Linked DNA regions of Homo sapiens: region 1 is linked to region 2. Evidence: chromatin loops called from intact Hi-C (ENCODE). Cell type or tissue: heart right ventricle. All regions are shown on one strand. Each heading gives the region's core, and the rest is flanking DNA. Links, peaks and the distances in the headings are about the cores only.

Region 1 (5,394 bases), core at 155-5,154, 65 kb after region 2:
TCTTTAAACTATCATAATAGTAACAGAATGTCTTAGGATTTCTGCAGGCCCAATGACATTTTAGTTCAATGGGGTAATTATTACATCCAAGCTTCAAACTTGCATTTCATACTTAAGTGAATATTTATCATCACCTATTACGCACTATTAATGGAAAGAACTATTCATTTCCAATAATACATTTTATGTTTTTTATGCATAGAATGAAATTGTCCATTATTAATGAGTCTGAAAGCTCAGGCCAGTAAGCCTCTGCTTATTTTCAGGTCGTTCCTCCAAAGATGCCGTGGGTCAGATATCTGTTCATGTGGACATCACTGCCACCCCAGGAACGGGAGATCATAAAGTCACTGTAAAAGGTATACTTCTGGTCTAGATAAATCAAAACAGCCTTCTAAACTTCTGCAGCAGTACTGATATCAGCAATGTAACTTTTCTTGCATTTAAAAAAACTGCACAATTATTTTAGGGCATGCACAAAATTTCCTAATGAAACCCAAACTTTTGATTAAAAATAGAAAAATATCAATGGCACTAATGTTTAGCATGCATTATTCAAAATATATAAATACACTGATTAAATATCCAAACTTACTTTATCAGATATTTATTTTGTGGTTGGTGCCATGATATTCATTGAACACTTGCACTTTAAATATTAAGTCAGTATGTTCTTACTATTCACAAAACCTACTGCTTTTTCTATATGATTTCCAACAACTGGCTTAGAGTTCTTTACAATGAGTGGCTCAATTTGTTGGTTTTACATTGTAAAAACAGCCTGAATGCAGGGGTAATTTCAAAGATGAAATTAAAGGATTAGCATTTTGTTAACAATACGCTCGTTCTATTTTTATATTAGTCACTTCAATACCCACTTTGAGCAAAACTAGGGCTGCCCAATATATTTCAGAATTACATTACATATTGTATCTTTACATCATAAAAGTAAAATAGCTATATTTTAGAATAGATTATATACAGTAGTATATACTGTCAATTTCCTTAAATATTTTTGAAAAATGTTGCCAACGTGTGAAAGTTTAATGAATATTTTGCAGTAGTGATTTTAATTATAAGACACTTCGCTTGAGGATGAGCAAAGATATTTACACATGAGAATCTTCATTTAGTATTTTTTTTATGACGACTGAAATTTAAAAACAGCTATAATATCTAACAAGTGACTGGCTAAATATAGGATGAAATAGCCACAGAGCAAAATATTATTAGCAGTTGACAAAATATATAATGAATTAGAAAATTAGCCATGATAGACTTAAAAAAATAAAGCTATTTATAAGATTGCAACACATTATAATATCATTTTGTATATAAAGTAACTAAATATTGAAAGCATACAATCCAAAATATTGTCATTGACTGGTAAATTTATAGATTTTATCTATTTCCTGATGAGCATATCTTCATGTTCAATACGAACAACACCATGTTTTTACCAAGAGGAGGAGAGTGCTAACTTTTCATTAGTAACAGATATCATTTTAATTGCAGCTAACTAACTTTTCACCAAAGCTACACAGCTTAAAGCTGAAAGCTCCATCAGGTGTGCCTTCCAGAAAGAAAATTGTATTTTATTGTCTTGGAGTACAGTGTCTTGTCAGTGGAGTTAGGGCACTATTATTAAGTTTTGGCTTCATAAATCACTTTTAAAATTTCACTCTAAATTTCCACACATCTGTTTGCTAAAATGTGATATTTCCTTTTTTTTAGTGATTGCTATTAATGACCTAAACTGGCAGACCACAGCAATGTTCCGCCCCTTTGTGGAAGTTTGTATACTGGGACCCAACCTTGGAGACAAGAAGAGAAAACAAGGCACAAAAACAAAAAGCAACACATGGTCACCAAAGTACAATGAAACATTTCAGTTGTAAGTCATAAACCCACCTTACTTATTCTACCAGGCAATAGTTACTGTACAGCTGACCTTACTGAGGGATTTGGAGTGTGAAGGGCTAAGGAAAATGAAGAAGGCTCTGTTTTTAGTTCCCTTCCATTCATTCAATATCTGTTCAGTGCCTGCCATGTATCAGCCAATGTTATAGTCATTAGGTGTATATATCATAGGAGGTGTCTGAATCAATCTTTTGCAGTGCACTCATATAAGTTACTTTCTACAGATGAGGAGTGTATGATAAAGTCACAAATATTTGTCATATGGCATTAAATACAATATGCAGAACTATGTGGTAAGTGCTATGACTAGCTGCTTTGCCTGGGAGGTCAGGGAAGCCTCTCTGAGCATGTGACTTTTAAACTGAAACCTGTCCAAATAAAAAGCCAGGCATGGAAGAGCAGAACATTTCAGACAAAGTGAAATAAATAGCTAGTACAAGGACTCTAAGGCGAGAGCAAGTCTGGGATATTTAAGAAGCAGCACATCATAGATAAAGGAGTGAGATCCAAGTGAGGCCAAGGTACAGATAGTGTGTCACATAGGGCTTTTCAATTCTAAGTTCAATAGGTGGTCCACTGAAGGGTTTTCAAATGAACAGATGAGATTTACATCTTTATTTTGTTTGCTGTGTACAGAAATAATTATACGGTGGCAAGACCAAATATGTAAAGATCAGTTAGAAGGCTATTGCAATAGTCCAGGCAATAGCTATTAGTGACTAACCGGATCCTAGTAGGGAGATAGATGGAGAAGATTCTGTATCATGTGTGGAAAGTAGATTCTTGCCATAGGCTGGAGGTAGAACATGAAAGAGTAATTCCCGAAAACACTCAGTTTAGAGTAATTCAAAATGAGCTTACTTACAAAGGAATTTACAAAGTGGTTAAGAGTAGAGAAATTTGAGTAATCATGGGAACTGGGGCTAATAGTAACCAGGCTATTACCATACTTATGCCTGAAAAGAGGAGAGAAAGAGTCATTACTAAAATTAGGAAAGTGAAAACTTGATGTATGCTTGAAATGTATTATTGAAATACACTATTAATGGAAAGAACTATTCATTTCTTTTCAGTTTGATGTATACATTTCAAGTATACATCAAGTTTGAAATGTATACTTGAATGTATACTTACTTGCCTTGAAAGCAGCAGTGACATTCCATGAAGGGCAACAGCCTACTGGAGGCAGCCCCACAGGCAAAGAGCCAGGGAAATAAAGACTCTGACCTCACTCTCCTCACTGCCAACCTCTTGATGGGGTTCCCTTTTGGCCAAAATCTACCGGAAGCAAGAAGAAACCCTACTGAGATATAGTCCCAACAGATGAGTTTTCTATTGCAAACAGCATTCTATTGCAAACAGCAAAAAGGAGGGTGGATCCACAGGGGGAAACTGGGCGATACCTGGCACTGAATAAAATCAAAGATGATCCCTAAGTTTTTGGCATGAGGAGTTGGGAAGATAGCAATTTACCAAGATGGAAGAAGAAATGATAAAAATGTTTTAAATCTATTAATTTGGTGATGCCTGTCAGACTCTCAAGAGATGTCATTTAATTCAACAAATATAAATAATCTAACCTAGGAATGGATACATGGAGAGGTTAAGAGGCCTAGGACAAAGCCCTAAGGATTTACACGCCAATACACTCTCTTACAGGTTTTTTGTTCATGATTTCCTATAGTCGTTTCAGCACTCTGCTCTGAATATTTCACCCTCTTATCACGTATTAAAACTGAAGTATCCTACTCTATCAAAAGGGTCCTAATAGATCACATTCCCTGCCAATAAACCAGCTTACAACATTTCACTATCTACTTCAACTTACTCAAAAACCTGGACCCAACTAAAGTTTCTTGTTAGATATAACACAGTGAGCTACTTAAAGGCAGCATTTTTAATTCATGAGATCTGATTCCCATCATATTTTGCTCTTCTACTCTTATCCCCTAGACTTCCATTTTCTTTCACATTATTTCAGATTCTCCCTAAAGTACAAAGTTTAGTTACCAGTGTTTCCTGGAAATCAAAATGTTTCATCAGAAAAAAATCACCTGTAAAAGGAAGGAATTTGGAAGCTGGTACTGCTGAGGGCTAGATGTACATTCATTAGAAAATCAAGAATATGAGAATGAACAAAAATAAGGGGTGGAGGAAGACAGACTGTATCTACCATATCACCACTTGGCCTTCTTTATTATGTTGACACTAACAAGCTGTCTTAGGTGGTTGTTAGGAGAGGCCACACACTTGACAGGTCTAACTGTTACCATAGGAAAGAATCGGCATTGAATCACCAGGCTCTGCTGGAATTGATTTACTCTGGATGGAGATTTGTATCCAATTTAGCATATTGTGAATAGTGCTTGATGGGCTGTGCAGTGTATTCCCCTGAGAAAAGACTCCTAGATATAATAGCTTATTCAAGATTTGGAGGTAAAGTGCGAGGAGTAGTAACTGATATTGAAATGGGGAGGTAAAGTGCGAGTAGTAACTGATATTGAAATGGCATATAAATTCTACCAAGAGGTACCCATTACCCTGGCCTAGCCCCCATGACCCCTTTCCAACTCCACCGCACCCGCAATCAGGAGATTCTGCCTCGACTGATTAAGTGTAACATAGTATCTTAATTCCCATTTTTTTCTGTCTTTTCTATCTAGGGAAAAAGTCATTTTAACATTCGCTTTCTAAGCCAAATTTAAAGGGTTAAAATACACTGATATCCTATTTGCCAACATAATAATCAGATCCAATGTATACAGTTTTCAGCAGTATTTGAGAACCATAATGATGCCTAGTGGAAGTAAAGTTTTTGCTCAAAATTTGTATTTTTAATCCACACAGCATTCTCGGAAAGGAAAATCGACCAGGGGCTTATGAACTTCATCTCTCAGTTAAGGATTACTGCTTTGCCAGAGAAGATCGAATTATCGGAATGACAGTCATTCAGCTACAGAACATAGCAGAAAAGGGAAGCTATGGGGCATGGTATCCTCTTCTGAAAAATATCTCTATGGATGAAACTGGTTTGACTATCCTTAGAATACTCTCTCAGAGGACCAGTGATGATGTGGCTAAAGAATTTGTAAGACTTAAATCTGAAACAAGATCTACTGAAGAGAGTGCTTGAAACAAACACTGCAAGCTAAATACATAACTATAATTGTTTGACTACTGCATGCATGTGCAAATACATGGGAATGTTTAGTTCACTACATTTCAATGTTTGCCAGTACTCATGTACGATGTCTACAAGGTATGTAAAAAACCTGCTGAACTTTTATACCAATTCTGGTCTTTGGGAAATCAGTGTTCCATGAAGTGCCAAAATTATGATGTAAAGTGAAATATCAAGAACACCTTTTAACATGTTTATTTTGTTTCTTTACCCATTTCACATTCATTAAACATAATTTTTAAAAACTAGTCTTTTGAGTTTGCCCATCAGTTGTCTTTGTTAAATGAGATTAT
Region 2 (5,394 bases), core at 171-5,170:
TCTTTGTGGACAAAACTACTATTTGGTGTCCTAGGTCCAGTAAATGGGTCCATGCCATTTGTCTTGTTTCTCCAGGACTGGAGTCTGACTCTGGTCCTCCTGAGCCCCAAAGCGTGTGTCAGTTCTCCAGTTCCCCTCTTCCCTAACTTCTGTGATGCCAACTCTTTCTCTAGGCACCTCCATGCTAGGCCTGCTGTGCCTGCTATTAGACTCTCTTGACCCTGTGCCCTGCCCATCTGCCAAGGTATTCACCTGATATCTGATTTTCAATGACTGTCATCAGTTTGCCAAAGCTGAGACTCCCTTTATCTTGTCTGTCTGTGAGATTTGCACCAACTTACTGTCCTACCAAACATTAATTGTGAGATTGACTACAAAGGAATTCAAGAGAAGGAAGAGTACAACTTAAAAGAGTTTTAACTCCAAGAACTAAAGATTCAATGTCTCCCCGGAGCCCAGCCAAAGGAGCACTATAATGCAAGCAGAGACCTTATGAGAAAGATGACCTTAGACCAAAGGAGCAGACGCTACCCATGCTAATTTCCAACGGCTGCTAAAGAGATAATCTTTAATTCCTCTTCAGCTCAATTTAATTGAATAAGCTAGAAATGAGAAAACAAAGAAGGAAAATGCTATGAAGTTTTTAGAATATAGGCTGAAATAATGTTTTACATTTTCAAATTTCTCTTATGTACGTGCATCATTTCACCTGCCTTGTAAATATCCTGGGTGTTAGATAGGTCAAGAATGATTAAGAAAATGTGGCACATATACACCATGGAATACTATGCAGCCATAAAAAATGATGAGTTCATGTCCTTTGTAGGGACATGGATGAAATTGGAAATCATCATTCTCAGTAAACTATCGCAAGAACGAAAAACCAAACACCACATATTCTCACTCACAGGTGGGAATTGAATAATGAGAACACATGGACACAAGAAGGGGAACATCACGCTCTGGGGACTGTTGTGGGGTGGGGAGAGGTGGGAGGGATAGCATTGGGAGATATACCTAATGCTAGATGACGAGTTAGTGGGTGCAGCACACCAGCATGTCACATGTATACATATGTAACTAACCTGCACATTGTGCACATGTACCCTAAAACTTAAAGTATAATAATAAAAAAAGAATGATTATTCACCTTTGATAATAGAGAAAATTAAAAGTGAAGAGATTTCAGTTGTTTTTCCGAGGCCATAGCTCTGCTAGTAATTGGCAGAGCTGAGAAAGGACTCCAAATTCTAAAGCCAGTGTCCTTGCTTCTATGTCACATTTTTTCAATCAGTATGTACGAAGTTTAAGTAAAATGTAGCAGGCTAAAAGGGATACTTCTTCAAAGAGATTACTTCTTGCTATATTAAAATACCACGTCAATTACTTAGATTATTTTCTAATTATTTTAAAATAATGTAAAACCTTTCAGCCTCTATACAATATTGATGAAAATATTAACTTTTCTAAATATTAAAACTTTAATTGGACTGGAACTATTTTATAACACCAGTCACATGTAGCTTCTATTATAAGTCAAGAGTGTCAAATATGGCAGGAGTAACAAAAATTATGATCATCTGCTGCAGGTAGGATGGTTGGGCTTTGAGACATTCCATTTACCCGGAAAAGCAACCAAATCAACAATGTTTGAAAGTAAAAGTAGAAAAGTGGCAGCTATGAGACAGATAATCAGTCACCCAATCTATATGTGCAAACTAATAGGGAGGCCAATAGGGAAACTTTAAAGGCGTTCTAGCTGGACTTTGAGTTCCAACCCCATATCTCAAGAAGACTCAGGACTGACATGAGATTCCCCTAAATGTAGATTTCTTTCAAAGAGAAATAGCAGTTACACTTTGACCTGAAAAAATGCTGAATGATTTAATTTTTAAATTCCCCCAGAACCCCTGTTATATGGGCCTGAACATGACACTACATTATATGTTGCAAATATATTTGGCTTCATGCAGTGGCAATACTGAGGTTTCTCCAAAAACAATAAACATGTGAATCAGGACCCTCTAGAAATCTGCATTTCTTGGTATAAGGAAAGGAATTTAACTATAAATTCAAATATAGCTTTGGAACTTATTACTTTCTTATTTAATCCTAGATAATACCATTTCTTATGTTCAGGACTCCAGGCAAACATAAGAGCATGGTGATGAACCACATTTTATTCCTCTGTGTTTCTTACCCTCGCAGAGGTTCTGCCCTATCCTGCTATCTCCATTGTCCATGGGGTGATTCCAAGGGCTTTTTCTCAGCATCTTCTTTTCACCATTACAAGTATAGCTTTTGCCTTGGTTAAAATCCAGCTACTCATGAGAAGAACAAAATAACCTACCTAGTTTAGAGGATTGCAATTCAAATATCATTATTTGAGAGCTTACTGTAGGTAGAAAATATGGTGAGCAATGAGGAGGTGGTTGGAGATGAGAGCACCTGCCTTTGACTTGGGAACAAAAACATCTATAGTCAGCAAAATAATTGTGATCAAAGGATGGGGGAGGGCAGAGAGGGTGATGAATTTTCTCTGAATTTCCAGGGAAAAGCTTCCCAGAGAAGGACATTTGGGGATGTAGAGGATAAAGAGGGAAAAAACAATGGGAGAAAGACATTGCAGGCCTATAGAAAACACAGCATGAGTGACCGAAGAGAAGGCATTGGCCGGCATGAAAACTTTAAATAGTCTAGTGTAGAAGAACTGATCATGACTGGCTGAGTATCACAGGGAATGAAAGAGGAACATTGGATTGGAGCCAGCATGCTGCGGCTTAAACACCAAAGTAAAGAATCTCAACTTTAGTTTGTCAGCAAAAGAGAAACACTGAAATATTTTATGGGCGGGAAGAACATATTATGATGTGTAAAAGAGGACTCCAGTTGTGGTAGAAAATAATTTTTTAAAATATCTGTCAAATAATTTCTAAAAAAAGAAAACTTTAGTGGCTAACCTCTAAAATTATAAAGTTAAGGTGGGTTATGATTATATCTAAGTCTGCAAAATGAGCTGTCTGCCTGGATTTGCCGAAAATATGATACAGGTGTTGGAAAGAACAAAGTAATGATGGAAAATTGCTACCAAAATAGTATATTTAACAAAAAAAGGGAATTCTTCTTATAATCTTGTAAGGAAACAATAGCATGTTCCCATGAGTCAGTAAAAATATTATATTGTGCAAGATCTTCAATCTTGAAAAGTTTGAAGAGTTAGAAGAATTCAGAGAGTTTTATTGGGATTATAAAAAAATAGCTTGCCAAGCATGCAGGCAATATTTTTCCTGATTTTTTAAAATTTAGCAGTACTATTTTTTTTTTGCCTCTCAAATCACAACCAGGTCTCAAGTGCTTTATTTTCTGAAAAGTCATGAAGAAAAAGAAAATCTAGTTATTTTTCAAGATAGAGAAAATGATACTTCATATATAGCTCCTTCCTACCCCCGCGGTGATAATAGTGCTCCTTATCACACATCCTGACATTTGTGACACCAATGTATTAATGTATCTAGGGTGGAAGCCTTTACAAATGTCATAAGGTGGCTATGAATTACAAAAGTAAATAAAATACTGGAAACTACATGGGAAATTATACCACTAACAAGTATAATATCAGGATAGGAGGTGATTAAGAGAGAGAGAGAGAAAGACACCAATGTGCAAATTATTCTCCTCTCCTATGGAAATAATACTACTACTTAAAAGATTATTGAAAGAAAATTACATGAGTCATCACATACAAAGCAATTAAAGCAGGCATATAGAAAACGCTTCACAAATATTAAGTTGTCACTTATATTGCCTGATGATTGGTTCATTTTGGAGGCTTCTCTTTCTACTCTTAAGCCCAAGACCCCACATACTCTACTGCAACCAGTGTGTTTCTTTTTTCCTCCTTTCCCAATAAACCCTTAATTCCCTCTCAAAGGAGCTGACTATTAAATCTGACTCTTTTCCCCAAGCAATAGTTCAAATCCTTAAGGCTTTGTTCTCTGGCCTTTTGGATTCCTGGGCCCAGCACTTTTTCCCTATAAGAGCACAGCCCTGGTTAGATTCTTTAACACCTGAGACTCCCCTTTGAGAAGCAGTGCTGTTCATTCTCTCCGGGAGTTTCTAGTCCAGATTAAAAGCTGAGAGAGGTACATTGAAAATGAAATAATGATACATGTTAACTTATAACAGTGTAAGAGATGGAACAGGTGATCCAAATACTAATTGAGGGAAACAGATTAAAAATATCATAAAGTTTTAGAGGATGTGATCAACCAGTATGGACTCGAGATCAGGAAAAGCTGCAATGGTCTTGAAAGACAGATGGGCGTTTACAGGCTGGATAGAAAGTTTTTTTTTGGAGGAAGACTCATGACATGAACATCAACAGGAAAAAGGAATTTCACCAGGGAAAGGCACAAGACAAGAAGGCTTGGAGGCAGTGAGTAGACTACTCTGTGGACTGGCCTGGACTTAACTAGGTGTTTGCATAATGAAGCAGTGTAAAATGAGGTTGATGGGAAATGTTTAGGTTGAAAATACAGAGGTCCTTTTGTGCCCTCAGTATATTTCATAAAAGAGGATTCATCGATGATTTTAAAAGGTTATGCTAAAGTCATTTCACCAATAGGGAATCTTAAGGAAATGCACAAATTAGATTGCATAGTTCAAGATTGTAGCCAGAGATTTGAGTTCCAGTTATTTAGTTCATAAGATGATGAGAGCTATCAGCAAGGTGGTGGCTTTAGGAGGAGAAAGGGAAAGATGGATATGAGTGACACAAGCCAGGGAGAGTTGTTGGAACTTGGCAACTGAATATGGGGCAAAAAGGAAAAGGAGCCCAAAATGCCTCAGAGATTTCAGCCCCAGCGACTGAGAAAGCATGGTTCCACCAAGAAAAATGGGAGACAGCCAGGAAGGCTATTTTCCTAGTGCCATGTTGGAGTTAGATGCAATGGCAGGAATGTGGAAATCAATATTTAAGAACCTGCTTGAGATAGGGGCTGATGCTTAAAACCCAATGCTGAGTTCTATTTGAGTTCTATGTTATTCTGCCAATTAAATATATTTCTTACAATTGGAAAGAACTCCAGCATTCACATAGCTCTTCCAGTTAGAGTAATCACCATTTGACAACACCAAAGGTAGAATGGATATTTCTGCTACCATTCTATAAATGAATTAACTGATAGCCTAAGAGGTTAAATAAATTATGCAAAAGTCTGACTGTATAGGGGACAGATGAAGAATTATATTTTCTAGCATATTATAAGGATCAGAGAATCAAAGAGGTTAAGAGGATTCTAGACTCTCAGAATTGGAAACATGACTGAGCATCTCCCACTCTTGCCACGTCATCTACAATGTTGTCCGCACATGGTCTTCCGGCCACCACTTAAT

The links. Peaks named below come from ENCODE experiments on the same cell type or tissue, not always from the same donor. Only the 100,000 strongest peaks of a DNase experiment are listed, where the experiment ranks them.
Region 1: it touches region 2 in a loop (6-fold over the local background); 4 of 110 quality-filtered maps call a loop at or near these places.

The regions. Positions count from the first base shown.
Region 1 is chr15:54,622,061-54,627,454 of GRCh38, forward strand. UNC13C (unc-13 homolog C) reads left to right here. Exons shown (of 33, transcript NM_001080534.3): 31 at 267-359; 32 at 1,735-1,894; 33 at 4,768-5,394. The coding sequence ends at 5,053. Among named protein-coding and RNA genes, the nearest start is that of RSL24D1, 570 kb to the right of the region's middle. In heart right ventricle, for the core only: no CTCF peak of the experiment used is centred there; no DNase peak of the experiment used is centred there.
Region 2 is chr15:54,557,127-54,562,520 of GRCh38, forward strand. All of the region lies in intron 29 of UNC13C (unc-13 homolog C), which reads left to right. Among named protein-coding and RNA genes, the nearest start is that of UNC13C, 580 kb to the left of the region's middle. In heart right ventricle, for the core only: no CTCF peak of the experiment used is centred there; a DNase peak (open chromatin) is centred at 2,735.